Regions from separate parts of the Homo sapiens genome. Here region 2 is linked to region 1. Evidence: chromatin loops called from intact Hi-C (ENCODE). Cell type or tissue: B cell. All regions are shown on one strand. Each heading gives the region's core, and the rest is flanking DNA. Links, peaks and the distances in the headings are about the cores only.

What was found. A loop is a pair of places that touch in the nucleus more often than their neighbours do. Peaks named below come from ENCODE experiments on the same cell type or tissue, not always from the same donor. Only the 100,000 strongest peaks of a DNase experiment are listed, where the experiment ranks them.
Region 2: a loop joins it to region 1, with 4 times the contacts of the local background. A loop is called at or near these places in 2 of 110 quality-filtered maps.

The regions. Positions count from the first base shown.
Region 1 is chrX:136,493,221-136,502,143 of GRCh38, forward strand. HTATSF1 (HIV-1 Tat specific factor 1) reads left to right here and starts at 4,372. Exons shown (of 9, transcript NM_014500.5): 1 at 4,372-4,650; 2 at 6,378-6,558; 3 at 6,938-6,985; 4 at 7,444-7,598. The coding sequence starts at 4,465. BRS3 (bombesin receptor subtype 3) reads left to right here. Exons shown (of 3, transcript NM_001727.2): 3 at 1-560. RefSeq lists a silencer at 3,713-4,382. In B cell, for the core only: no CTCF peak of the experiment used is centred there; DNase peaks (open chromatin) are centred at 3,691 and 4,081; H3K4me3 peaks cover 2,273 bases; H3K27ac peaks cover 2,166 bases.
Region 2 is chrX:136,763,448-136,772,370 of GRCh38, forward strand. All of the region lies in intron 2 of ARHGEF6 (Rac/Cdc42 guanine nucleotide exchange factor 6), which reads right to left. Among named protein-coding and RNA genes, the nearest start is that of ARHGEF6, 13 kb to the right of the region's middle. RefSeq lists silencers at 3,638-3,767, 3,828-3,877, 3,882-4,050, 3,908-3,957, 3,968-4,247 and an enhancer at 4,980-5,089. In B cell, for the core only: a CTCF peak has its summit at 3,957; DNase peaks (open chromatin) are centred at 4,364 and 5,154; H3K4me3 peaks cover 1,626 bases; H3K27ac peaks cover 1,990 bases.

The DNA.
Region 1 (8,923 bases), core at 651-8,650:
ACCATATGAAATCCCTAACCCCTGGGTGTGCAATTGTGATCAGATCATCTTCCTGCTTGACTTTATTAAACCCAATGGGTGCCTAAGTCCTGTAAGTGTATGGCCTAATTAATCTCTGCCCATGGAAATCAGATGGAAAGTTCTGATTTTCTATCCTGTGCTCCTACCTGCTAACATCATTCACTTGTTAATAATTATTGTTTTAAAAAAAAAAACTCTTGTCAATAGACGTGTCAGATTTAGACCTGTGGTTTCAGAAAAATTTTTGGAGCAAATTTAAACATGTTTGGCACTATAGGTAAATTTGTATTTAAAAAAAAAAACAATGTTTGAGTGTGCTTTTGGTAATGCTGAGCTTTCTTTAAATGGCTTGTGGAGTCGTGAACTTTTGCTAATGATGTGGCTCCAAAAGGTAATACATATTAACATTAGACTTTAACTTTCTGTAAAATTGGTTTACTTAAAGTTGGGCGGGGGGTGTGATACTGTATTAGTATTGTTTTAAAGTGGACACTGTAACACGTGTGGAAAAACAAATAAATATGAAATAAAGTTTTAAATGACTCTGTGTAACTTTATATTCTAAAAACAGTATTTCTGACAGAATATAACGGAACCCATTTTAATTCCAAAATGTTACTTTCAAGTCACAGAGCCCTAAAACAATCTTACTATTTTCCTCACTCTGAGTAAAAATTACATCTTTACTCTCCTAAACTCTAATAACTTTTCAGATATAACTTGATAAAAGTACCAGAATACTAAAGTGAAGACAGCTTTTTGGAAGTTCATAAAACTAGAACTCAAAGAACTTTTTTTTTTTCCATTCTCAGCAATCCTTAGGTGAGTTAGGGATATAAAATAATTCCCTAAATGGCTGTGTAGGGCATCAGCCTCCTTCCATCCGTAGTTGTAGTTGGCTTAAAATTCACAGCTTTGCTTTGATTTTTGAGAGGGTGGTCTCTTTTTCAACAGATTATCCTTGTCATGGCTAACCTTACAAGTAGGCCCTAATAGCCACAATTTTTTTCACACTGACTTTTGTGGTTCCAGAAATGTTTCTATGGAAAATTTCATTTCTTTGGAGAGAATTCTAAATGGCGTGGATAGCTGGGATATATACAAAATAAATTCTGTATACATCTCAGTGTTGCTCGGGGTCTTCCCTGACCCAAGACTTAAAACATGGAACATAATACAGTAATACTCCACAAAGCATGAAAACACAGTCACGAAGTTAGGCATTACCAAAACGTCCAGCAGGTAAGTCTTCATCATTGAAGGTGAAAGCACTACAAAACACTTAACGACTCGCTTTTCTGCTGAAAATAGCAAATTTGGGTTTGCAGAATTTCTGCAGTTTGAGTCATCTTAGGTCAGGAATTCATCGATCTTTTTGTCAGAAAGGAGTCTTTTTAGTTCCACTAAGCCTTGAGATTATAGGATGTGGGGATAGGAAAATTCCTGGACAGAGTGGGCTTGAAGGGACCATTTTTTAAAAATCTGATTTGGTATAGTTCAGTAATTTTTCAGAAAGAGTTCTTAGGCCAGATAGGTGAGTCCTATCTGGAGTGCAGTCTCTGCTTTTGTAGGTTAATGTATATTTATCCACCAAGAAGGCTGTGGCCTATTAGGGCAGAAGTACAACACAGATCACCCCATATAAAGGTCAGAGGGAAGAATGAAGCACATATTCAGAGAGAAGCCAGCTATGTAGATTCTTCCTAGGTCCAGCATCCCTTTATGTGGCCCATCTACACTGCAGTCCTGGAGTTTCAGTAGCCGCCCCTATCTTTATAACCCACCCCCCTTTTTTTTTGTTACCTCGAGTGTTTCTATAACTTGCAAGAAAAAAAACTTGTAAAAGACAGGTTACAAAGACAGAGATGCTTTCAGATTACCTCAGTCATTAGGGAGTTATTCTATGAATATGCAGGGAAATGAGAAAAAATAGGAACCAGGCCTCACAGAGACCACAGCATTGTGCAATTATAAACTGCCAGTTCTCACGACCAAACAGAATGCCATTACAGGTACAATGTGTGTACCTCTCAACTCCACTGCCTCACTAGTATAGTGACTCAGTGACCCTTCTTCGCTGCTTCAGCTGCTCCTCTCACCCGTGGGGAACTTCTCCACAGCAGGCCTCTGTTCTGCCTTTTACCTTCCCTGGGAGTATCTCCTTGCTTCTTTGCTACTCTGACCACATCCCTGTATGTTCCATACTCAAACTTTCTGGGAGAGGTTCTTACTGGCTCAGTCAAATCCAGTCTAGAATGCAGAGCTATCTGCCAGGTCACCACACAGACCCTGGGCAGCCTTTGGGCCAGGATGGCTGGGTGACATGGGACATAAGCATAAGGAACCCTTTAAGTCACCTGCTCAAAAGACGGTTGTGGTAGAGCCGGCACTCAATGATATGTGCAGTAGGGTGGTGTCGCATATTATCACCTATGCTGTGAACTCGGGAATGAAATGGGAGCCCAATAACACATTGCTGAAAACAGCTGTATGCTATTTTTGGATCCAGGAAAAAATATTTAGCAAAGTTTAAGCCTAATAAAACTCACATTACCTATATCATAAAAGTGCACACAAATTCAGTTCTCCAAGAGTTCCTGCCAGAATGAGAACTTCATGAAAAAGAAATGTAATTTAAAAAAAAACTAACCCAAACTATTAAAAACTGTTGTTATCGTTGAAACCATAGATTCACACAACTGGTGTGTGGGGAGCCAGGATTTTCTAGAAGTAGTACTCAACTGCTATGTTTAGAAGTGAAGGTCACTGGAATAGTGAAATAATTTCTTCTGGTAAGGTTTTCCCGGACCTCAAGCCCGGGTTATGATATTTATGTTTACACTAATGGGTTCCTTATTATTTTAATGAATTAGTATTTTTTAACAGCCGCTTTCATTTTTGTGCAGAAATATTGGTAAGTATAAACCACAAACAAACGTTTTTTGGGGTTTTCAATGTTTTAGTGTAAAGAGGACCTGGAACCAAAAAGTTTGAGAACTGCTGTCCTCCAGCATCTCATATCTGTCAGGTGCCAACCATCTTAATTCTGTCTCCCCTGAGCTGTGCCTGTCTTGTCAACTCCTGGGTCGCCAGAGCCTCACGCAGTGCCCTGCACTTAGTAGGGGCTCAATAAATACCTGCCCAACTTAAAAATATGGACCTTTTCCTTTTCAGCAATGAGTGTAATTCCTGAAAACAAAGTTCTGTTTAGAACAAAAAGTATGCTGTGTCTTTCTAAAAGAATGACAAAGAAGCGGAGTTTCCCGGCCAATAAAGCTGGTGTTTACACTGGGATGTTTACATTTATGCTTAAGTTTCAAGTTCGAAGCTCGAGCGCCACTGAAATCTGCAGTACAAGAGGCAGGCAACTGCTGCCCTTTCCATCCTTCCCACGGAGTCGAACTCCAGCCAGAGGAAGGTATGAGACCGATAAAGGAGAAGGCTGACACCAGAAAAAGAAAGTTGGCCCTTCTACCCCTCATTCGTTCATTCATTCGCTCATTCCGCATTAGACACCAGAGCCGGTGCCAGGAGTTTAGGCTACCAAGATGAACAAGATCCGGTGTCTATCCCCGGGTGTCGTAAAGAAACAAGTAAAAGACGCGGTTCCTGAGCGGGGGAGGGGCCTTTGGGCGAAGGAGGCGCGTCGTTTTCTCGAAGCCAGAGAAATTTGTCCTGTCCGCCCCACCCACTCCCCTAAGATGGCGCCCTCGCGAAACCCGCCCGGCCACCCCCGCGAGGGAATATTCCCACGCCTTCCTTCCGTTTCCCTCCCGGGCCGGCCGATCCGCCGGGGACCCCGCGGAGCTCAAGGCCCTTGAGGCGCCGCGGGATCCCAGTGGCCCTCGCCCCGCCCCAAACCCGACCCCGGTGGGCGTCGACGCGCAGCAGCAGCGGGTCCCCCCAACCCCGGCGCCCCGCCTCCCCGGGCCTCGCGCCGCATGCCGGCGTCGGCGCTTTTTGACGCCATAGTGGGCGTGTCGGCGCGACCCGCGACGTCGCCACGCGCCGACAATGGCGGCTGCGTCGGCCTGAGCAGGGCTTAGTTTAGAAGTAATTTCCTGACGTTGCCGAGGGAGCCGCAGTCGCCTCAGATCCGGTCGGCGGCGGCGGCGGTGGCGGCGGCGGCAGCGCGCCTGCGCGCTCCCGCAGCGCCCTGGACCTAGCGGCGGTGCCGAGGCCCGGCGGAGCAAGCCAGGTGGGCGGCGGCGCGGCCGAGCTCACAGCATCAGCGCGCGCGCGCGGTGGGCGGGCAGAGAGGGGGGCGGTGCAGCCGCCGAGCGGCCGCGATTTCCCGGGGACTGCTGGGGCGCAGCGGGGAGGCGGGCCGGGGGGCGGCGGGGCGCGAGCAGAGCGCGGTTGACCTCCCTTTCTCTGCTCAGCTCCAGCGTCATTTCGGCCTCTTAGTTCTTCTGAACCCTGCTCCTGAGCTAGGTAGGAAACATGAGCGGCACCAACTTGGATGGGAACGATGAGTTTGATGAGCAGTTGCGAATGCAAGAATTGTACGGAGACGGCAAGGATGGTGACACCCAGACCGATGCCGGCGGAGAACCCGATTCTCTCGGGCAGCAGCCGACGGACACTCCCTACGAGTGGGACCTGGACAAAAAGGCTTGGTTCCCCAAGGTAGGAGAGTGCCACGGGCGCCACTGCAGAGCGGGCCGCCTGGCCAGCCTCGCGGGGCACTCCTTTTACGTTTGCTTTGCTGAGATCCTTGGTCCTTGGTCCTAGCCCCCTTGAATAGCGACGCTTCTTTTTGTTGTGTTTGTTGGGGCACCGATGTGTAAAAGAACGTAAATCTTTAGGGTAGTGTCTTAAATGTAATTTTTAAGTCTTTTCTATGCTTTATTAATCTTGTCTGTGAAGGTCACAGTTGATTATTACATGACTGCTTTTTATTGCAAAGAGGAAAAATACCAAGAACAAATTTAGTAGCTGTCCATTTCTGGTAGCCAACCCCACTTGTCCTAGGAACTCAGATGTTTAGCTTATGTACTATGTGCAAAATGCAGTTTCTTGATTTCTTTTTTAAAGTAGCTGTTTATATAGCTTTACTAATTGAACTTTCTTTGCACCTTGCTTTACTTTCCTAGTAAATTTTGTCCCTAGGCATATATGTTTGAACCATATAACCACAGGAATAAGACTGGAGATACACAGAATACAGATGGAAAATCTGTGTATGTTTGTTTGGAATACTTGGAAATTGCTAAGTATTTTTATTTCAGCTTCGAAGTAAAATAACTAATGTTAAACTTGATTCTGTAAACTTTGTGGTAAAAGTGCCCTTTTAATCTGGCTCTCATGAGCAGGAAAGGGCACACTAATAGCACACAAATTGACTTGCAAGTCAATGATACAAAACCTGTCTCCACTGCGCGACTGGACTGCTATTGTAAAAATTCTTTTGCAACTTTTCTTTCCCATTCTGTATTTGTATATATATTCCAATCCCTCCAGATTGTTAAAATTTACGATTTCACTTCTGTGTTGGTAGTGCTAGTTTGAGTGCAGATTTGGTTTCTTCAGCATTCTGAATACTTTTAACAAAGGTGTGATAATGGATTAATGTGTGACTTTATCCTTTTATGTTGTTGAAGCCCATACCTCTTCAAACTTTGGGTTTTACATTTTCCCCATTCCATGCCTGCCTAATATTGATTGGTATGATGATATAACTATATTTCTTTCGTTTTGCAATAACGCTTTTCCCCCAAAGGGGAGGAAGATAGATATGAGTTGGATTTGTCTTTAATTTGTTCTGATACTAAAATATAACGTCATTTAATTTGTGATAAAGTTAAAATGAGCATTTAGTTTTACAATTGTTAACCCCATTCTTTATATACCAAATCAGAGTTCTGTTCTGTGTGCTCTCTGCATACAGATATTTAAGTACTTATTGTACATGTATATTGGTGCATCTGTACAGTAAGAGAAAATTGGATTCTGTGGTTAGATTATTCATTGACTGTTGGTTTTTATTGTTTTATTATCTGGTTCTTCCTTTGTTGTATGTATTTGTAGCCTTAGTCAAGTAGTGTAGAGAGGTAGTAATTAATAAATGAAACAACTAGAAAAGGTGCCAGCATCACTTAAAATGCTTTAAATCGTATCTCAGACTTTTGCATTGATCATCTAAGTACTTGTGTCTTATTTTTTATCACCGTATGCACAATTTTCTATAGAAGGTGACTATTCTTGCATTTATACCTTAATAACTACAACTATTATCCACAGAAACACTTTTGTGTTAAGTTGTATAACTATGCTGTAAAAACACAATTTAAACTTCTTATGAGTGGAAATAATTTTGAATTTCTCTGTCCGGGTCTGTTGAATTGCTTGTGTAGATTACTGAAGATTTCATTGCTACATATCAGGCCAATTATGGCTTCTCTAACGATGGCGCATCTAGTTCTACCGCAAATGTTGAAGATGTCCATGCTAGGACTGCAGAGGAACCTCCACAAGAAAAAGCCCCGGAACCCACTGATGCCAGAAAGAAGGGAGAAAAAAGAAAGGCTGAGTCAGGTAAGTGGTTCTAGCTTACAAATTTTAAGTGTAAAAATTAAAAATATGGGTGTGCATAGGTACAGTTGCTTTTTCGAGAATTATAATAGCTTTGAAGGAATAAGGTGAGTTTTTTCTTTAAGGTAGTGTCAGTTATAAAGAATCAAGATAAACTGGCCATCTTTTTTCCAGATAGGGCTCTAAAACTAATTATTTCTCAAAAGATTTAAATCTTTTGAAAGCTGGGTAGTGATTTGAGTTAGTTTATCTTGGTCTTTTAAGAGTAACAGAAAGGTCGTCCTGGAAGTTTCAAGAAACTGCTGCTTTGTCAAGATTCCATAATATGACTCTTATCTTTTTTTGCAAGTGTTTTATTTATTTAATTAATTTTGATTTCTAGGATGGTTTCATGTTGAAGAAGACAGAAATACAAATGTATACGTGTCTGGTATGTATAACTTTTTAAACAGGTTTAAGGTAGGAAATACTTAATTTTGAGATTTTTCACGAAGTGATTTTTAGCTTTCAGTTTCTCCAGAGTCCATTTTTTATCATTGTGTCATTTTTTGTTCAGCCATTTATATTAGTAAGGAATATGTGTGTTCATTACAGAACCAAGAAATTTAGTGTGTAACTTTGCATACCAACCTTTAGGCCTGGTTAATGTAACTTACAGCAGTGTGTCCCTTCCCATTCAGTGAGGCCCTCAAGAAAGCATAATTTTAATGTATATTTGAACACACAAAAATGTGAAATTTCTTCAGTTCCGTAAATGTAAAACTTTTACATACATTTAGAAAATCAACATTGCATTCACCTAAGTTATAGATTTCTAATTGGTAGAATGCTAAGTAATTCACCTTCATTATCAATTATAAATGTTTTTTAATTTTTCTTAAATGACAGGTTTGCCTCCAGATATTACAGTGGATGAATTTATACAACTTATGTCCAAGTTTGGCATTATTATGAGAGATCCTCAGACAGAAGAATTTAAGGTCAAACTTTACAAAGATAATCAAGGAAATCTTAAAGGAGACGGTCTTTGCTGTTATTTGAAAGTAAGTTGTATGATCAAATAAGTTTCTTGTATCTTCGTTTTTAACTCAGGAACCAGGGCTATAATTTCTATAGATGATAACCAACACCAAGAACTGTTCAAAACAGGATATGAAGAAAACTGAAATTTCAGTTAGTACCTGTGTGTATCACATTGGTAAGATTATTCACTTGTTTTAAGAAAATATGTTATCAGGTAAAAGTATTATATAAGTATGCGACTGGAGTGCTTCTTCTGTCTTGAAAAATTCTCACTAGAAAGATTTTTTTATTGATGTGTACAGTCAATTCAGACTACATTTTAAAAATTCAAGAAGAAAAAAAGCCAGTAACATTTTAGTTGTCCATTGGAATGAATTACACCAGGGTTCAGCAAACTCGGGCTCTGTTTTGGTAAATACAGCTTTATGGAACACAGCCACACTAATTCATTTATGCATTTGTCTATGGTTGCCTTTGTGTTTCACTGATAGGGTTGAGTGGTTGCAGCACAGACCTTGTGGCCTACAAAGCCTAAAATATTTACGAACTGGCCCTTTAACAAAAGGATTTTTCTGACCCTTGAATTAGACCATGAAGGAGACGATAGCTTATTCTTACTGCTTTAAAATATTTTTTTGAATGTGAGAAAAGAGAGAGTGGTATTAAGAGAAATTTGCAGAACTTCATGTAGTCATAGTACCATAAATTACACAAAGAAACCTCAATGCCAGAGGCAGCCATCATTTCTGGAACACCTGCCACCTTAGGAGCATGTGTTATACATTATCACAGGGTACAGAACAAATGATGACATGTACATAAGTCAAACCTGGAAATAATTACAGAGTAAAGTCAAAATGGTAAAGCAAAAGTACAAACACCACAGGTGTGTTGTGAGTATACAGTATTCCAGTGAGATCAGAAGAGAGTAGGATTAAGCTGACAGCTTTTTGGGAAATAGGTTTTTGACCTGAATCTTAAACGTGATGGTTATGGGACATGAGCATGACCATTTTAGGATGGTAGTTTTGTAATGTTCAAATGTAAGGAGATTTGAGGGTTTTATAAGTTCTTTAAGGATTATTAAAAAATCTGCGAACAGATTCTTAGGGAGTTCTGTTAGATTTTTTAAATTTTTAAAGGAAAAAAATTGAGTTTTGAGACCCATAGAAGTACAAGATTGTCAAAACAGTAAATTGAGTTCCAGGAAAATATAGTGAATTATTCCAGGACCCATATATGTGAGCAGCTGAGTTCAGTTATCCATTTTTCTTTTCTACAGGTCCTCTGATCTTTGACTCTGTTTGTATAGGGCTGATAACTGTCCTTTCTCTAAGACCTGGAA
Region 2 (8,923 bases), core at 384-8,383, 270 kb after region 1:
AGTCATTCTATCAATCTTTCATCTAACAAACCCTTCCTAAGCACTTGCTCTGTGCCATGTCCTGTACTGGGCGCTAGGGTTATAAAGATGATCACGGCCGGGCACGGTGGCTTACGCCTGTAATCCTAGCAGTTTGGGAAGCCAAGTCGGGTGGATCACTTGAGGTCAGGAGTTCAAGACCAGCCTGGCCAATATGGTGAAACCCCATCTCTATGAAAAATACAAAAATTAGCCGGGCGTGGTGGTATGTGCCTGTAATCCCAGCTACTCAGGAAGCTGAGGCAAGAGAATCGCTTGTACCTAGGAGGCAGAGGTTGCAGTGAGCAGAGATCGCACCACTGCACTCCAGCCTGGGCAACAGAGCGAGACTCTGTCTCAAAATAAATAAAGAAATAAAATAAAGAAGATCAGGCTCCAGTTCCTACCTTTGAAAAGTTCTGAGACTAGCAGATGTGTTCACAAAAAAAAACAAAGCAAGGGTGGACGAGCAGTATAAAGGTAGCTTGGCACAAGGGATTATGGGAAAATAAGTGTAAGCTGCCCAATTTTGCTGAGAAGACTGTCCAGAAGATTCCAGGCTGAGAAGAAAGTTGGTATCTCCTTCTGTATGGTTCTCAGCTTAGTGGCAGACAGTTGAGGTCACTAGGTTGCTGAACGCTGGATAAACCAGGGAAATGGTTCTCAACTCTGGATACACATTAGAATCACTTGCAGAGCTTTCAAAAAAAAAAAAATCACAAGGCTTGTCTGATTTGGGAAATGGCTGGACAGTACCTACTAAAGCTGAACACATGCAGACCCTATGACGTAGCAGTGACACTGTAATGCATAAACCCAACAGAAATGGGTGTATATATTCTCCAGGAGACACTCACGAGGATCTTCATAGCAGCATTGTTCACAGCAAACAAAAACTGGAAACAATGTAGATGTCCATCAACAAGTGAATAGAAAAACAAAACATGGTATATCCATACAATGAAATATTATACAGCAAGAAAAAAAGTGAACCACTACTACCTGCAACAACACGGGTGACTTGTACAAATATTATGCTGAGTGAAAGAAACCTCATACAAACAAGTACATACTGTATGAGTCCGCTCATATAGAGTACCAAAACAGGTGGGAAGGCAGGGTATCTACTACGATAGTGGTGGATAGTCATGATAGTAGTGCCCCTTGGTGAGGCATAGTGACTGGGAAGGGGCACGAGGATAGCTTCTGGGCACCAATCCTGTTCTGTTTCTTAATAAGGGTGCAGACTGTATGAGTGTGTCAGTTTGCGAAGATTCACCAAACTATATACTTAGGATTTGTGCAATTTCCCGAATGTAAATATAAAGTTGATTTAAGCATTTTTTTAAAAAAGGAATACCAGTGGCTGGGCCTCATTGCGGACCAATTAACTCAAAATCTCTGGGTTATAAGACCCCAAAATTTGTATTTTTAAAAAGTATCCCAAGTGACTCCAATGTACAGCCATGTCTGAAAACAAAGGAGCTAGGTGTTCCTGTATTTATCAATAGCTTTGGGGGCAACAGCAGCCTAGCACAAGGCAAAGGGAATGAGTTCTGGAGTCAGGTACATCAGTGATTACATTCCGGTTCTTCTTTGCACTGGCAGTGTGAGGCATCAGTCTGGATCATCTCCAAACCTTGGTTTCCACCAGGGTATAATGAGTACAATGCCACCTACCTCCCAGGAGTGTTGCAAGGGCTAAATATGATAATAGATTTAAAGCACCTAGCATAGTGCCTGGAACATAGGAGGTGCCTGAGAAATGGTAGATACTCAACTCCTTTTCCTCCTTTGCATCTACGGTCCTAAGCACAGTGATAAACAGATTGCTATAAAAGAACAAAACTCATACTCTTCAATTTCCTCTCCTGAATGAGTTTCTTTGTAAAGATTGAAGTAATGTTATACTTGGACTAATGATGTCAAATGAATATCAGAAATTTCTGGGCCCTGGCTACTCACTCTATTCAGCACCTGCTCTCCCTGAATGTGAGTAGAGAAGAGGCAGACTGTAGGTAAATAGAAACCACAGACCATCCTTTGAAAAACTCTCCTCCTGTCCTTACCCCTAAGAACAGCGCCAGCCCTGCACAAGCAAAGACAAGGCTGAGATGTGAGTAGGCAAAAAGAATAGAAAAAATTAGTAGCTTGGAAGACATACCATCCATAAAATGTGCCACATAAAACACTTTTGTATAAAATGTCACATTTTAGTAAAAATAAACGAACAAAGAAAAAACCTAGGCTGAAAGCAGGAGGTCCAGGTTAGAGTTTTGATCCTACCAGTGATAAGCTGTATGACTTCGATTAACTAAACTTTTCTGTTTCTTTGTCAAGTGAAAGTAATGCCATCTCTCCTACATCCTTTACAAGGGCACGGGGAGTTTCAGATAACTAGAAGGCATTCAAAAAATTAAGCACCAAAGAAATGCAATATGAGAATAGTAGCTGGAAATTTACTTTGTTCAAAACTCCAATCATCTGCACAGCACCCAGACTAAGACAGAACACTCCCTTGTTTTAACTGCTCTAAGCACACCCAAAGAGTACACCAGCCTGAAGCTGGCTTATTATGTAAGAAGGGACTGCAGCATTGCCTGGCATGTAGCATAATACTTTGCTGAAGAGAAATCCTTGGAAATGCCTCAGCTGAAGCACAAGGGCAGGCCCAGGCCTTACATTTTGGAGAGAGGTGCTCTCAGTCACAGAATTCCAGACTGTGGCTGGAGCAAATGATGTCATCAGAGATCCTCTTACCATGGTCAATGTCAAAATTAAGATAGGAAGTCCAAGGACACTATGAGTTTTCCAGGCAAATATAAGTTTAAAAAAAAACAGTTTGAACCTTTGAATCTTGCCTTTAAAATTATTAATACTTTACAGAGCATAAACTGAAATTTATCCTATTTTGTGAGGTTTTTTTTGGGGGGGGGTTATGCAAAGTTTTTATTGACCAAAATATACATAATTGCAGAGGAAAATATATTCATTTACTGTATTTTTACTCCCACTACACATTAAGAAAAGGGAAAAATATCATGTGAGTTACCCCTCTATCCAAAAACAATAACAAATCAAAAATGAAAATATAAGACCTTTGAAGAGGCAGAGATAAACTTGAGGGCTCTCCGCTGCAGAGCTAAGAAACGAAATAGCTCAAATACCTGTTGGGTTCCTAAATGACTGGAAAATGAAAACTTGTAATTAACTACAGGCACTTTGGAACACCTTGTAGAATACAGGTCTTTTCCATCTACAAACCATTCCTGCGACAGATCTCTGTACTTAATGCAGAAAACATCTCCAAATGTATGGATGCTCGGGGTTGGGAGGGCATCACAGTAGTATTAAAAATGGTACTGTTGACTCCTGCTCTGGTTCTGGGGGAAGGAAAGAATCCAGTCGGATGCAAACCTTGCGGCCAGAGCTGGACAACTCGCCCCTAAGTTTGGCGCGTCCTCGCTCTGCGTCCTTGGCCCTCATCTCCCCCTTCCCGGCACCCTGGATCTCAGCGAACTGTGAGGCCCTGGCAGAGAACGGACCCCGCAGCTGGGGCTGCGAGCCACGGCAGTGGGGAAGAAGGGCGGTTCCTCTCCAAAGGGGGTCCTTCGGCACCCACCCCCGGGCCCTCGCGCGCTCCCCTTCCCCTGACCCTTTTGCCCCCAGGCAGGTCACCTGGCTCGGCCGCTGCCCGCCTGTCCTCCAGCTGCTCCCTCACTCCAGCCGCGCCGCCGCCGCCTCCTGGAAGCCGTTCGCCCTCCCGAGTCACGGGGCCGGCGAGCGGGCGGGCAAGCCTGTGCCAAGGCTGCGGGAACAGATCAACCCAGCCGGAGCTGGGACCCTGCCCTGAGCGCGGCCGCCACCAGGGCGAAACTGGAGAGCTGGGCTAGGCTCGCCCCAGCGGGGAGGGGCGGCTGCAACTTTGCGCCTGGACGCGGGCGAGGAGGGGGCGCCCGTCTCCAAACTCTGTGCCGCGCCCGCAACCTCTCCAGCCCAGGGATTGTTTTTTAATCTAAAGGGAAGTCAGAGTCTTGTCCTCAAGTTCTTGTTGCCATAGCCGTGCCGCTCGGCGGGCGGAGGATCGCGGGGCCGAACTGGGGGTGCCGGAGGCGCGCCCCGCTGGGTGCGCTGGCTGCGAGCCGGGCGAGGGTGCGCGGGGTGGCGAGTGGAGGGGAGCGACTGCCGGGGGAGCCAGCCCGCGAAGCTTCTCCAGACCACGCTCAGCTACCCGCGCCGGTCCCCTCCTGCCCGCAGCCGGAGCCGAGCAGCGGAGGGAAAGCGGCCTGGAGGCACTGGGCCAGCAGCGGGTAAGCAGTGACCCGGACCTGGATCGCAGAAGTAGGAACTGGAAGTGACAGCGGCGCAGGCAGAGCAGCAGCAGCAGCAGCAGCAGCAGCAGCAGCCCTGGTAGCTGTGGCAGCAGCAAAAGCCGCGGTGTACCCGCGGCGGCCACACTGCGCATGCTGCTGCCGCCCGCTTCAGCCCCTACCCGAGGGCTGCCGGTGCCTGGCATGTTGCGGGTCACTGCCAGAGCTTCGGGCGGGATTCCCGGACTCATGGACTAGCCCTTTCTGGTGGCCTGCTTCCTCCCTCACCCCCAGATGCAACTCAGAACCCCCAAACTCTATGGTGAGCCGCTGAGACACCCGAGAAGCGTTGGCTCTCCAGAGGCCCTTCACATACCACCCTTCCTCCAACTATCCTAGATGCCCTTCCCGGCCTCTCTGATAACAGGCCCCAAATCAAATAGTCTCTTTGAGAGAGAACGAAAATGTTCATGATAGATGGGAAATATTTAAAATCTTATTCAATGTCTAATTTTTACAGAAATACGATGCAATCTGTAAAACATTAGGATAGCCAGACTCATGGGTGACATTTAATGTAACTCTTGGAAATTCCATTAAGCATGTCAGATTTGCACAACAGAAGAAAAGAACTTGCCAAAATCCTCTTTGGTCTTCCTACTAGTTCCAACTGAGCAGCTAAATATGCAAAGCTTTGCCTAGCGGAAACTGATGGAAATGGGCAAGTTAAAAACAGACATTACAACCATTAGACATTACCCAACCCCTACTCTAGTCTCCTCATTTTACAGATGACTCAACTGAGGCCTGGGAAAGGAGATCCTGACTTCACACAAGTGGCAGGGTCAGGGCTTGAAGCAAGATCTGCTGATACCCGTTACAACTACTGGTAATTGTAGTGGTTAGGCCGGGCCTTGTGCCTAACTCCTCCCAGGAGGCACCGCGCTGCTAGATATTTAGTCTTGACTCATGATCATTAGTAGAGCTGCCTTACTTTCAGAACTGCTTCCCTGCAGAGCAGCCCCTGGGAAATGGCAAATCGTCCATCCCACAAGCCTCACTTTGGGGAGGGCACCCCTGCTGTTCCGGTGACAAGGCAGATGGAGTGACTCAGGGAGACAGGAGGGAATGAGGGGGTGGGGGCAGAGAAAAAAACATACTGCTACCAGCTGGTACTGGAAAGAAAGAAAGAGAGAGGGGGAGAAAGAGAGGGAGAGAGAGTAAGAGAGGGGGAAAGAGAGGAGGAAGAGAGGGAAGGAGGAAGAAAGAAAGTGAAATAAGTACTAATTGAATCTCATATACATTCAGTGAAATCCTTCCAGAATAAAATATCTTTAAAAAAAAATAAACTTGGGGCTGGGTGCGGTGGCTCCTGCCTATAATCCCAGCACTTTGGGAGGCAGATGCAGGTGGATCACTTGAGGTCAGGAATTCGAGACCAGCCTGGCCAACAGGGCGAAACCCTGTCTCTACTAAAAATACAAAAATTTGCGGGGCATGATGGCGGGCACCTGTAATCCCAGCTACTTGGGAGGCTGAGGCACAAGAATCACTTTAACCCGGGAGGTGGAGGCTGCAGTGAGCCTAGATCACGCCACTGCACTCCAGCTGGGTGACAGAGCGAGACTCCATCTCAAAAATAAATAAAAATAAATAAATAAATAATAAACTTGGCTCAGGAGCAGAATAGGAGATGGTAGGGTGTCCCTGGCAATGGGTTGGTAGTAATGGTGGAAGAGGACAAAGGCAGATTACCTTCTGGGGATAAGGCAGAGGAAAGGGTTGGCTAACAGGAAAACCATAGGTTTAGAGCTTTCAGAGACCAGTCGGTCATGTAGTTGTAGCCAGGACAATGCAATCAAAGAGGTACTACCCAGGCCATTCTTGACTGATCGGAAGAATTGTAGGTGTCCCCAACTCTCAGCAACTTCAGGGGCAACACAAAAATAAAACTGCCATTGCTAGAACTTGTGTTGTTGAGAGACATCAGTGACCCTCTACCTAGACAGGAGGATTCTTCCATATATTCTGGAAACTTCACTTGGGACCTGAGTATTTTCCCTGCCTTCTCCATTCTGTAAGAAAGTAAGAAAGATATATTTGGTTCACAAAAAGGAAATACAAATAGACTATAAAGGGATAAGAGGATGTCCAAACTCATTAGTAATCATGAAATACAAATTACAGCAATAAATGAAATGCCATTTTCATCCATCAGTTTAGCAAACATTAAAGACAAATAATATCCAGTGTTGCCAGGGACAGGAAGAAGACACTGTTTACACTATTGCTGAGAGTGTAACTTGGTATAACATTTTTGAAGGGCAATTTGACATTATCTATCACAATTTTACACAGTAATCCCATTTCTGTGAAGAAAGATCCTTCAAGAATAATCACTGATGTGCACAAATTTCTATGTGCATATATAACATGATCTACTGGGTTTTATCCCAGGAATGCAAGATTGATTTAATATATGAAAATCAATTGATGTAATACAGCATACAAATATAATAACAAACAAAAACCAGTGATCATTTTAACAGACGTAGAAAAAGCATTTGACAAAATCCAACTCTTTTCATGATAAAAAACAAAACAAAACACTTATAACAAACTCAGAATATAAAGAAACCTCAATCTGATAAAGGCCATTTACCAAAAACCCACATCTAACATCGTACTCAATGGTGAAAGACTGTCTGCTCTCATCACTTCTATTAAACATTGTACCAGAGGTTCCAGCCAGAAAAATTAGGGAAGAAAATGAAATAAAAGGCATCCAGATTGTAAAGGAAGAAGTAAAACTATCTCTATTCACCAATGGCATACTCTTGTATAAGAAAACCATATGGGAATCCACTAAAAAACTATTCAAACTAATGAATAAGTTCTTGGAAGTGAAGAATACAAGATGAATATTAAAAAATCAATAGGGCAGGCACCGTGGCTCACACCTGTAATCCCAGCACTTTGGGAGGCCAAAGACAGGTGGATCACTTGAGCTCAGGAGCTCGAGACCAGCCTGGGCTACATTGTGAAACCCTGTATCTATAAAAAATACAAAAATTAGCCAAGCATGGTGCTCCACACCTGTGGTCACAGCTACTCAGGTGGCTGAGGTAGGACAATCACCTGAGCCCAGGAGTTTGAGACTGCAGTGAGCTGTAATCACACCACTGCACTCCAGCCTGGGCAACAGAGTAAGACCTTGTCTCAAAAAAATAATTATATTTCTATACACTTGCAGTGAACAATTTAAATACCAAATCAAGAAAACAATCCTATTTTTTTATAACACCAAAAATAATAAAATCCTTTGGAATAAATTGAACCAAGCAGGTATAAGACATGTACACTGAAAAGTACATAATATTGCTGAATGAAACTAAAGACAAATAAGTGGAAATACATCCCATAAGACAAATAAGTGGAAATACATCCCATGTTCATGGATTCAAACATTTAATATTATTAAGATGGCAACACTCTCCAAAGCAATCTATAGATTGAACACAATCACTATCAAAATCTCAGCTGGCCTTTTTTGTAGAAATTGACAAGCTGATCCTAAAATTCATATGGACATGCGAGGGATCCAGAATGGCCAAAGTGATTTTGAAAATGAAGAACAAAGTTGAAGGACCCGCTTTTAAAACTTACTACGTAGCTACATTAATCAGTTCAATGGAGGAATTGGCTAATGTTGTCTTTTCAACAAATGTTACTGAAACAACTGGATGTGCATATGCAAAAGAATGAATTTGGACCCGTACCTCCTACCATATACAAAAATTAACTCAAAATAGATCAAAGACCTTAATGTAAGAAGTAAAACTATATTATTCTTAGGAGAAAACAGGAAAAAAATTCTTCAAGACATTTGATTATGAGTTTCTTAGATATGACACCAAAAGCACAAGCAACAAAAGAGATGAATTTGACTTCATCAAAATTAAAAACTTTTGGACAGGCAATAACAAATGCTGGAGAGGATGTGGAGAAAAGGGAACCCTCATACACTGCTGGTGGGAACGTAAATTAATACAACCATTATGGACAGTTTGGAGGTGCCTCGAAAAACTGAAAATTGAGCTACCATATGATCCAGCAATCCCACTGCTGGGTATGTTACCCAAAAGAAAGGAAATCAGTATATGGAAGAGATAACGGCGCTCCTATGTTTGTTGCAGTACTGTTCACAAATAGCTAAGATTTGGAAGCAACCTAACTGTCCACCAACAAATGAATGGATAAAGAAAATGTGGTATGTATACACAATGGAGTACTATTCAGCCATAAAGAAGAATGAGAATCAGTCATTTGCAACAACATGGATGGAACTAGAGATCATTATGTTAAGTGAAATAAGCCAGGTACAGAAAGACAAACATCACATGTCCTCACTTATTTGTGGGATCTAAAAATAAAAACAATTGAACTAATGGGCATAGAGAGTAGAAGACAGGTTACCAGAGGCTGAGAAGTATATTGGGGAAGGAGGCAGGAATGGTTAATGGGTACAAAAAAAATTGAAAGAATGAATAAGGCCCATTTGATAGCACAACAGGGTGACTATAGTCAATAATAAT